4 separate regions of the Mus musculus genome follow, and regions 1, 3 and 4 are each linked to region 2. The links are chromatin loops, found by intact Hi-C in ENCODE. Cell type or tissue: left cerebral cortex. All regions are shown on one strand.

Region 1 (2,500 bases), 250 kb before region 2:
TGTACCAAATTTATTAGACCAAAACAAAACAAAACAAAAACACACACTCTTCATCAAAATCTCTACTTGTTTTTCTGTTGGTTTGTTTTGTTTGGGGGTTTATTTTTGTTTTGTTTTGTTTTTGTTTGTTTGATTTTTTTGTTTTGTTTTGGGGGTTGGATTTTGTTTTTATTTGTTTGGTTTGGGTTTTCTTAATTTTTTTGTTTTTGTTTGTTTTGTCACGATGTGTGGATATTTTGTCGGCATAACATGTTTTATCAAAATACTTGGCAAATACATACTGGCAGTTGTACACTTTAAATTTTTACAGATTGGAGGAATGGGTCCAAAACAATCATGCAGCCTGCACGAGAGAAAAATCCTTGCTCCTGAGACTGTATGTAAGACGGAGTGTCAACTGTGAGTCAGGGTGAATTCCCAAAAGCAAGTATGCAAACAGTTATTGTTCCAAACATATGGATTTTTAATCCTGGAAAGAATGGTCTGATTATTTGGATTCTACTCCTCAGATACAAGTTAATAAAGGCTTCTTTCATACATACTTTAGCAAACCAAAAATCAAGCTGTTTCCTGTTAAAAAATCACAGAATATATTTAGATAACCCTTACTGATGAATTTAAAATGGAATTTCCTCTGTGTGTGTGTGTGTGTGGTATAAGTGTGTGTGTGTGTGTGTGTGTGTGTGTATGTGTGTGTGTATGTATTTCTATGTGTGTGTATGTGTGTGTGTAGTATATGTGTGTGTGTGTATTTGTATGTGTGTGTATGTGTTTGTGCGCATGATTCCTTGCTTGCTAGCATGTACATGAGAGGGTACGAAGCCAACATTAGGTACCTTGCTCAATCATTCCAAACCCGAGTCTTTGATACAGGGTGTCTTGCTGAACCCGGGGCTTGTCAGATCAGTTGAATTGGCCGGCCAGCTCCAGCCCTAAGTGTCCCATCAGTGCATCACCAGCCCCAAGTGCCCCATCAGTGCATCACCAGCCCCAAGTGCCCCATCAGTGCATCACCAGCACTGGGCTTACAACTGTGCTCTGCTCAGTGTTGTCCATGAGTTCTGAGGGATCCTGTTCAGGGCGTCATGCTTGGGTAACAAGCATTTTACTTATGGAACCGTCTCCCCAGAGACATCTCCCTCCTTTTCCCTGTTCGTGAATTCTAACGGTGAATACCTAAGGAATTATTTGGGAGACCTCAAGTTCAGCCCACAGACTGTACCAAACAAATACAGAGGTCAATTCCTTCTGGCTAGAAAAACGTTGTCCGTTTTTAAGAAGTATCTGCCCAGAACGTGCTAATCTAACCAAAGGAAGCTTTCAGTTGTTGCCGCCACTCTTGTTGGGGGATATGTTGTCTTGTTAGGACTCTATTACATCCACTGACTAAATCCTTACAAATAACGGTATTTTTTTTCTGTCCTGACGATCCAGCACAAGGCCCTAAGTGGGCACTCCACCACTCATCTGCACCCAGTCCACAGCATTTGGGCAGATGTTCATAAAAAAATTACCTAGGCTAGGAAAACAAACTTGACTCTTTATTCATGCTAAAAAAAAAATAAAATAAAATGAATATAAAAAAAAGTCTCATGGAAATTTTCAATCAGTGAATTTAAAGCAGAATCCAGAGTGTTACATCAGAGCCTGTGCGTAAAGGTACCAACTCTGACAGCCTGGCTTTTATTTCAAGGACCTGCAGGGTGGAAGAAAGAGCCAGCTTCTGAAAGTTGACCTTTGACTTTCACACACCATGATGTGCATACACGGAAGCACATGCATGCATGGATAAATAAATAATAAAGGTTTTACAAACAAATCCCGAAGGTACTTCTGCGATGAAATTACTTAAGGTAGGTAGTCTGCTTCATAAGGGGTCTGAGCAACATTAGAGTTTGTAAATTTCCAGAATTTGTGCATTTTCTGCCCCCTGTGGGGCGGCACTCGTCAATGTCCCTGATCTATGAGTCCCTAGGATTCTTTTCCATGAGTTGGCACAGACACTTCCTGTCCCATAACCTTTGTGCCAGATTTCCCATTCACCGGAGCAACCTGTGTATAAGTCATAGAAGCTGGCTCATCTTGAAGGTGTAGGATTTCAAAATGGCCAAAGGAATAACATTGAATGTACCCATTTCTACCACGGAAGAGACACAGATATGCCTTCTTATCTGCTCACCCGAAAAGGACTTTGAAGGACTTTCTAAAAAGTGATCATTTTTTTCAACCAGATTTGCAGATCCGTGCTCCAGATATTCAACCAAAATTTGTTTTCATTTTCAGAACACGTCATATTCTTGCAATAATATCAATTTATCTTTACGTTTGAAACAAGACAACATAACGTTAAACCATGGCTTTCACATAATTTCTTTAAATAATTCAACAAGCCCACAGGAAGACTCTACTAGCAAGCAGAACAAAGGGCTGAGATTGAGCATCAGAATCATACAAGCTGGACTGTCAGGAGTGGCCAGCTTGTTGTGTGGCTTGGCTGGAA
Region 2 (2,500 bases):
CCAGCCCCAGTGACACACCCCCTCCAACAAGGCCACACCCCCATCCTTCCCTAACAGTTCCACCAACTGCTGGTCTAGATATCAAACATATGAGCCTATGGGGCATTCTCAGTCAAACCACACCTTCACGTAGGCGGTGGAAAGCCTAGGACGTTGTTCTCACGTGAGCTTACATTTTGCTGGAGCTCTGGCCACAGACAGGGAGCAGATCTCTCTGCATAGGAAGCCCCCAGGAGTAACCTTCATTGTTCGCTGAGTGTAATATCCATTACTGTATCAACGCTTGATATTAGCATGTATGCCATGAATATCAATTCTCTTTTCCTGGTCTTATTAAAGGGAAAGCAAAGTCATCTACACTGTAGTTTTTCAAAGCCACAGGTTTGAAATATTCCTTAATTTTGGTTGTTCACCCTGGCTTCTTGTGTCTGTCCCCTCACTGTAAGACTTACAGTGACTGCTAATGCGGGGCTCAAAAGTCTGGCCTTGGTGACCTAAACATGGTGATATTGGCACCGGTAGTAGGGGTCTCCTCCTTATGTAAGGAGCGTGATGCCCATCTCACTGTATTACCCCGACTGGCCGCTAGCTGCCTCAGTTTCTAAGTATATATTACTCTGTCACATGGAACTCTTACATTTTAAAATTACAACTTTGGGCATGGTAGTGAGGCTGCAATTCCAGCACTTGGCAGAAGGATCATCCGAATTTGAGGCCAGCTTGCTCTGCATAGTGAGTTCCACGCCAGCAAAAAGATGAAAAATTAATTGAATTCTGTCTTTAGACGTTTGGCTCTATTAGTGTCCTATCACCAAGTGCGGCACTAAGTTCTTTTCAAAGTCTAGCTCACTTTGCTTTCTTAGAAGTCACTTTTAAAGCCTCTCAACTATACCACTAAAAGGAATCAGGACCATCATTGTAAGGGCTTAGCCAGAAACTGAAAATTTGATAGCCTACAGCAGCGTTATCTTTGTCGGACTAACATGGGAACAGCGCCACTCAGTGGTGATCATAGGAACTGCACCACTAAAGTCTACGACGTTGCCAGTCACCTCCTCTAATCTCCCACATCATTCACAGTGCCCCAAAACACACAGTGTAAATCACGACCTGCCCTGACTCCATTGCTTGAATCTAGGAAGCAGCTACTGGTGTGGTGTAGGGATGCAGCGCTCAGTAGAGAGCGATGTAAAGAGGTGGAGAAATTGTATCTTCACAGAGCCTGGGAGTTAGTCCCGAGCAGATGGCCTGAGTTCCATCTGGCAACCCAAATAGTGGAGGGAAATAACGGACTCTAGAGGTTGTCCTCTCATCTCCACGTGTGCACTGTAATACTCTCGTGACCCTTCCACCTCACCCCTCCCGTCCACCATAATAAATAAAAAATAATGTTTTTTTTTTTTAAATACAAGAGGAAAGAGAACAGAAACGTATACACACAGGCATGTACACACACACACACACACACATCCATGAAAGTAAAAGTTGAGGGGACAGTAAGGGAACATAAGAAGTTGGGGGGGAGCTAACGGGAGGGTATGGTAGAGCACAGTACATTAGTGCATAAAAATGTCATAATGCAGCGTTATTATATACAATTAATATATGATAAGAAAAGAGTTCTTCTTTTGTAGGGAAGAAATACTTGTGGGGCGGGCCTGAGGGGGTTGGTGACACACACCTACAGTCCCAGTACTTACTGGTGAGGTGGAGGCAGGAGGATCAGAAGGCCAATGCTATCCTTGGCCACATACTTAGTTGGAGTCCAACCTGGCCTACATGAGACCCTGTGTCAACAAAAGTAAAACAACAAATATATTTTGATAAACTATTTGGGGAAGGGGCTACAGCGTCGAGAAACTGCGCAGACAACAAAATGTGAGCTATACACGGATGCAGGAAACAAGGAGAAATGTTCCTTTGGGGTTTTCGCCAATTAGAGAAATCCGGAGGAGAGAAGCAGGGCAGTGGCGGCACAGCGGAAACAGGTGAGGACCCTGCACTCCCCCCCCCCCTCCCCAGCCCTTCAGGAAATCTGCAGAATCAGCAAACACCCGGCAGAGACTGGATTCTTGCAGAAGAGCAATGGCAGGTGAACAAAGAGAAATGAGGGTTACTCCTGAGCGATCTGCTGCCCGTCTGCTGTGGGGCGGGGGCAGTGATAAGCCACAGGCGCTCAGCAGTCTCACCCATGAGCCCTCAGCTTCTCAGCCCCTTTGGCTCTAGGTTACATAACTCTAGGATTGTGGTGATTAGTCTTGAGTGTCAATTTGATGGGCTTTACGATCACCATGGAAACAAACCTCTGGGGAGGTGTAGAGGGCACTTTTAGATTAGGATGAAATAGGAAGACTCCCCTCACCCTAAATATGGGCAGCACCATTCCATGGGCTGGGATCCTGGAACTGAGCCCCCAGCACCACCTCTAAAGGTGAGCACTCTCATCGTCTGAGAGTTGAGCACCAGATCCCTCCCCTAAGAGCTGAGCGCCAGCTACATC
Region 3 (2,500 bases), 320 kb before region 2:
CACTGCTTATTAGTACTGTCAATACCTTCTTAACGTCCCCATCACTGCCCTCAAAAACTAATTCCTGAGATTGTCTATTGCAATATCCTCCCAGTACTGCTGTGTTCACTACTTTATCAGGACACTCATGAAGGTGCCCAATTTAAAATATTTGTTATAAGCATTTTGGAAAAAGATAGTTTTCATGAATAATAGTTTTAAATCAATGATAGTTATATGTAAGCGATGTTTAGCAGATTTCAATGATTTGTCGGTACAAACTCACTGATTGTAGGTGACCTATTTAAAAATCACACCACCAACAATTAGCATCAAGTAACATTGTCTCTGTTGATCACAGAAGTCTGATTTTTAAATCTACAAACGAATAAATAATCCTAAGAACTTAAGATGAATTGGACATGAGTCTCTTATGTGTTAATAACTTCAATGCTTTTTACGGGTTTCTTTTTTTTTAAAAAAGTGTATTTCGCTTCAAAATCTTGGAGAAAGGACTCTATATGTCTTTATAATAAAATGATCAGCATGAGAAAAGATAAATGTGTTTATAATGTTTAATTGTTGTACAACGTGCATCAAAATTTTACATTTTACACAATTAGCAGAACATGTAACAACTATAGTGTCCATAATCTTGTCCAATCAAAATGTAAGCCCACATATTGTCTCTGTAAAGATATAATTATACATGCACGCCTTTAATGTCAGCACTCAAGAGACAGAAGCAGTAGGATCTTTGTGAGTTCAAGGCCAGCCTGGTGTACAAACCAAGTCCAAGCCACGTGAGCTACATAGTGAAACCCTGTCTCAAAAAGAAAAAATTAAATTGAATTTAAAGAGCCATTAGTTTTTAGCCTGACGCTTAAAATGTATACAATTATTTTTATTGTAAACCTGAGAATTTGGGGGTCTGGTTTGGTTTTGGTTTTGCGAGAGTTGGGAGCGGCAGAGAGGGATGCAGTGTCTTTAGTGATCTTTCATAAAACCAGCAATTAAAGCAATTAATCCTCTGTAAAATAATGACCCAATTGCAAGTTATTCTTCCTTCAATCCAGCAGAGGGCGCAAGGACGCCAGTTCACCCAGCTGCAGGCATTGCAGTAGGCACCACTTACTGTGGTTCTCAACCCTCCCATGCCCATGCCGGGACTGTTTAATACAGTTCCTCTTGTTGTGGCGATCCCTCAACCGAAAAGCCATTGTTGTTGCTACTTCACAACTGTAATCATGCTACTACTATGAATCCTAATGAAAATATCGGTGTTTCCCGATGGCCTTCGGCAACGCTCATGAACTGGTGGCTCATTCCCAAGGGGACCATGACCCACCGGGTGAAAATCACTGCCTTAAAGGCAAATTTGCCTAGCCACAGCTACGAATAGAGAAGTGCCATTTGTTTAACAGTTCAGCAAAACACTATTAACGTCTTAATTATTCACTAGATTTCCCACTAAAGCTTCTGCTGAAGAACTCTCACTCTGGACATTCTAAACTTTGGACTGTCTCTCTCACACTCGGTGAACCCTAAGCATTACTATGGCTTCGCAGATTGACAAGTACACACGTATTAATATGTCAGAAAGACGAAGAAGGCAGGCCACCCACCGTGCCGGGCACTCACCTGCGATGCGGCTTTCTCAAAGCCGTCGGGGTTCAAGGAGGGCATGATATGAATTCGGGTGCTGTGGATCAGGTTGACAATTGTCTCATTGCCTTTCTGGTACTCGTTACACAGGTACTGGGCCAAGAAAATAAGCAGTTCCCGTCCAACCGCCTCATTACCATGCATGTTCCCAATGTATTTAAATTCAGGTTCACCTAAAAGACCAAAAGAATGCATAGTAAGAGGCACTTTCTGTGACACCAAAAAGAAGGCAGAAGACACTCGTGCTATGCTGACTTTTATCAACTTGACACAAACCTAGACATATCTGGGAAGAGAGAATCTTAACTGAGAACGGCTTCTGCAAGACTGGCCTGTAGGCAAATTTGTAGGACATTTCCTTGACCAAAGGTTGATGTGAGGGAGTCCAGTTCTCTGGAAGCTGTGCCACCACTGGGAAGTCGGTCCTCTAGAGTACAAGTGAACAGGCTTAGCAGCTGTGGAATGCAAGCCAGTAAGCTGCACATGACCATGGCCTCTGCTTCAGCGCCTGCCTCCATGTTCCTGCCTTGAGTTCCTGCCCCAGCTTCCTTTAATGAAGGACAGTCATGAGAAAGTTCAAGCCAAAAAGCACCTCGCCCCAGGAGCTAGTTTTGGTCATGCTCTTTATCATACCCACAGAAACCAGGCGAAGGCGCCGAAACGTATTGTTTATCTACTAAGTTACTGTGAATAACCAACCGCTTCTTTGCCCTCTAAACAGGAAGTCTGAGAAATCTGCCTGGGGTGGTCGACTATCCCAAACATCCAATGGCTCCATCCTTCCAGTCCTCTCTCCCTGCTGACCACCTCTTGCAAAACTGTGTCCACACACAATTCTGGTGTGAAGGCTTGAGGT
Region 4 (2,500 bases), 320 kb before region 2:
ATCAAGGTAATTGTGACAGCACAAAATAAGGAAAGTTATCCCTGACCTCAGAGAGAAATTGGGCCGTTACACGGTGCTAGCTCCAGAATATGAAAAGCTAATTCTTTTCAGGAGGCTGATGTGACATAGGAGATGGAGTCACGACAATTAAAGATAATATTTGTTGGATTGCATATAAATCCTCTGGGACGACAAGAAACTGAGAAGCAAATAAAATAGCAAATAAGAATTCCTAAGCTCTAGGAACACGGGGTGTGAGGACACAGCTGTGTGCATGAATGCTCTCAGGGATGAAGTAACAATGTGGGACTGTTGGCCACACCATGACCATGACCCTGCTTCAAGATTCTAAACCACACTATCTCCTGCACCTCATAGGCCTCCCCCCAGCTCTGATCCCACCTAAAGCCAGAGTGAACCTTTTGTTAAGAAATAGCTTTCCATTGTTATTATTGCTGTGCATATGCCCTTATGTGTATGATGTTCGAGGGACACAGGAGATGTGTGGGTGTCAGAGGACCACTCTATGGAGCCTTCACGTGGGTCCAGGGATTGAACTCGGGTCTTCAAGTTTGTGAAGCAGATGCTTTACCTGCTGGGACATCTTGCTGTACCCAAGTTATCTTTAAAAATCACAACTCTCTCAAGATCCTATCAATAACTACCCATTTTCTCCTAGTGCATATACCAAAATTCTCTACATGGCCTAGATTTGACCAACCCAAAAGTTTCAGAGCTGCAGCCTTTTCTCTTTCAATCATACTCCCTACAGCCAAAGGGCTACCGCCCAGAATGTTCAGATTAACACGAGAGCAAACTTTTTTTTTTATCTTCACATTCTTCTAATCGCAAATAACCATCAACACACCACCTAGTAACACAAGCTGCGAGGCCTTTGCACCTCAATTTGGAATTATATATTAATCACTGTGATGAGATCCCCTCCCCTCCCACACGAAGCCTGCAAGTTCTATTAGAGGTGAAATGGCAGCCATACTGTGCAGGGAACCTGTAATGTGAAAAGACCCTAATAAATAGTAATCCAGGGAAACCTTGAGTGAGTCCTAAACATCCAAATCCCATCCCACAGTGAAAGGGAGTAAGTGAAATCCTCAGGGGAACTCGAGGTTCCTAAAGGAACTCTGCACCCCATGGAGAATATTTAGAAGCCTCCGTAGCTTGCTGTCCTAGTGGAAAGTCCTCTTCAGGAGCGGGGGCAGCAGGGTTGCGAACAGCTGATTTCCCAAGAAGGAGATTAATCTCCATGGCCACCACAGTCTTGCCAGGCAAGAGTTCTCTAATTGTTACTTTGTTTGTAGAGGCTCGGCAACAGATTCTGAAGAAACTGCTTTCAGAACCCTTAATCCCAAAACAGAGACTCCGTTGAAGACTTTCAGTGGGAATGAATGGTCCTCCCACTGCCAGCCTGGCTTCAATTTATCTGGGAGCTGAGGGGAGCTGAGGGACAGGTGGTGGCATTTGTCTTCCTGTTTATGGTGTATTCAGGGAAAGAACGAGGCCCAGGTTCTCAAGGGCTGAAGCTGCCAGGTGCGGCTCGCCTCGTGGATGTAACTGATGATGCACATGCACATGCGCTCCCTTGTCCCTCTCCTAGCAACTGGAAAGCCAAGAGCATCACAAAGCACAATTTCCTCGCTCACTATCGAATTCATTTCATCGTTGGGTAACAAATGCCAAGTTCCAGGGTTGGCAATTGAAGATTAGCACGGGAGCAGGTAGATTGCACACGGGTGCTCAGAAAGCTTGGCTTCCGTACCCCATCAATTACCACACAGTTCCTTTTTTAAAATGTATTTACATTTCAAGTGTTATCTAACCCCTTTCCCGGTTTCCCCCCTCCTGGAAACCCCCTATCCTATCTCCCTTCCCGTGCTTCTATGACGGTGTTCCTCCATCCACAAACCACTGCTGCCTTCCCAACTCGATTCCCCTACACTGGTGCATCTATGGAGCCTTCATAGGACCAAGGACCTCTCCTCCCATTGATGCATGACAAGACCATCCTCTGCTATATATATACCTGGAGCCATGCGTACTCCTGGGTTGGTGGCTTAGTCCCTGGGAGCTCTGGGGGTGGGAGGGTCCTGGTTAGTTGATATTATTGTTCTTCCTATGGGGTTGGAAACCCCTTCAGCTTCTACAGTCCTTTCTCTAACTCTTCCATTGGGGACCCCGCGCTCAGTCCAATGGTTGGCTGAGAGAACCTGCCTCTGTATATGTCAGGCTCTGGCAGAGCTCTCAGGAGACAGCTATATCAGGCTCCTATCAGCAAGCACTTCTTGGCATCCACAGTAGTGTCAGAGTTTGGTGACAGTATCTGGTATGAATCCCCAGGTGGGACAATGTCTGGATGGCCTTTTCTTCAGTCTCTGCTCTGCACTTTCTCTCCATATTTGCTCCCATGAGTAATTTGTTCCCCTTTCTAAGAAGGACCAAAGCACCCACACTTTGGTCTTCCTTCTTCTTAAGCTTCGTGTAC

The links. Peaks named below come from ENCODE experiments on the same cell type or tissue, not always from the same donor. Only the 100,000 strongest peaks of a DNase experiment are listed, where the experiment ranks them.
Region 1: a loop joins it to region 2, with 6 times the contacts of the local background. A loop is called at or near these places in 11 of 42 quality-filtered maps.
Region 3: a loop joins it to region 2, with 8 times the contacts of the local background. A loop is called at or near these places in 38 of 42 quality-filtered maps.
Region 4: it touches region 2 in a loop (9-fold over the local background); 39 of 42 quality-filtered maps call a loop at or near these places.

Annotation. Positions count from the first base shown.
Region 1 is chr8:64,688,525-64,691,024 of GRCm38, forward strand. All of the region lies in intron 1 of Cpe (carboxypeptidase E), which reads right to left. Among named protein-coding and RNA genes, the nearest start is that of Cpe, 3.3 kb to the right of the region's middle. In left cerebral cortex, no CTCF peak of the experiment used is centred here; DNase peaks (open chromatin) are centred at 1,331 and 2,031; H3K4me3 peaks cover 1,576 bases; H3K27ac peaks cover 1,839 bases.
Region 2 is chr8:64,940,611-64,943,110 of GRCm38, forward strand. Gm32507 (a long non-coding RNA gene) reads left to right here. Exons shown (of 4, transcript XR_379050.2): 3 at 1,842-1,988. Among named protein-coding and RNA genes, the nearest start is that of Gm32507, 4.5 kb to the left of the region's middle. In left cerebral cortex, a CTCF peak has its summit at 999; a DNase peak (open chromatin) is centred at 1,004.
Region 3 is chr8:64,617,731-64,620,230 of GRCm38, forward strand. Cpe (carboxypeptidase E) reads right to left here. Exons shown (of 9, transcript NM_013494.4): 2 at 1,621-1,817. Among named protein-coding and RNA genes, the nearest start is that of Cpe, 74 kb to the right of the region's middle. In left cerebral cortex, a CTCF peak has its summit at 1,059 (motif pointing right); a DNase peak (open chromatin) is centred at 1,097; H3K27ac peaks cover 239 bases.
Region 4 is chr8:64,623,433-64,625,932 of GRCm38, forward strand. The region is part of intron 1 of Cpe (carboxypeptidase E); the gene reads right to left. Among named protein-coding and RNA genes, the nearest start is that of Cpe, 68 kb to the right of the region's middle. In left cerebral cortex, no CTCF peak of the experiment used is centred here; a DNase peak (open chromatin) is centred at 1,414; H3K27ac peaks cover 2,217 bases.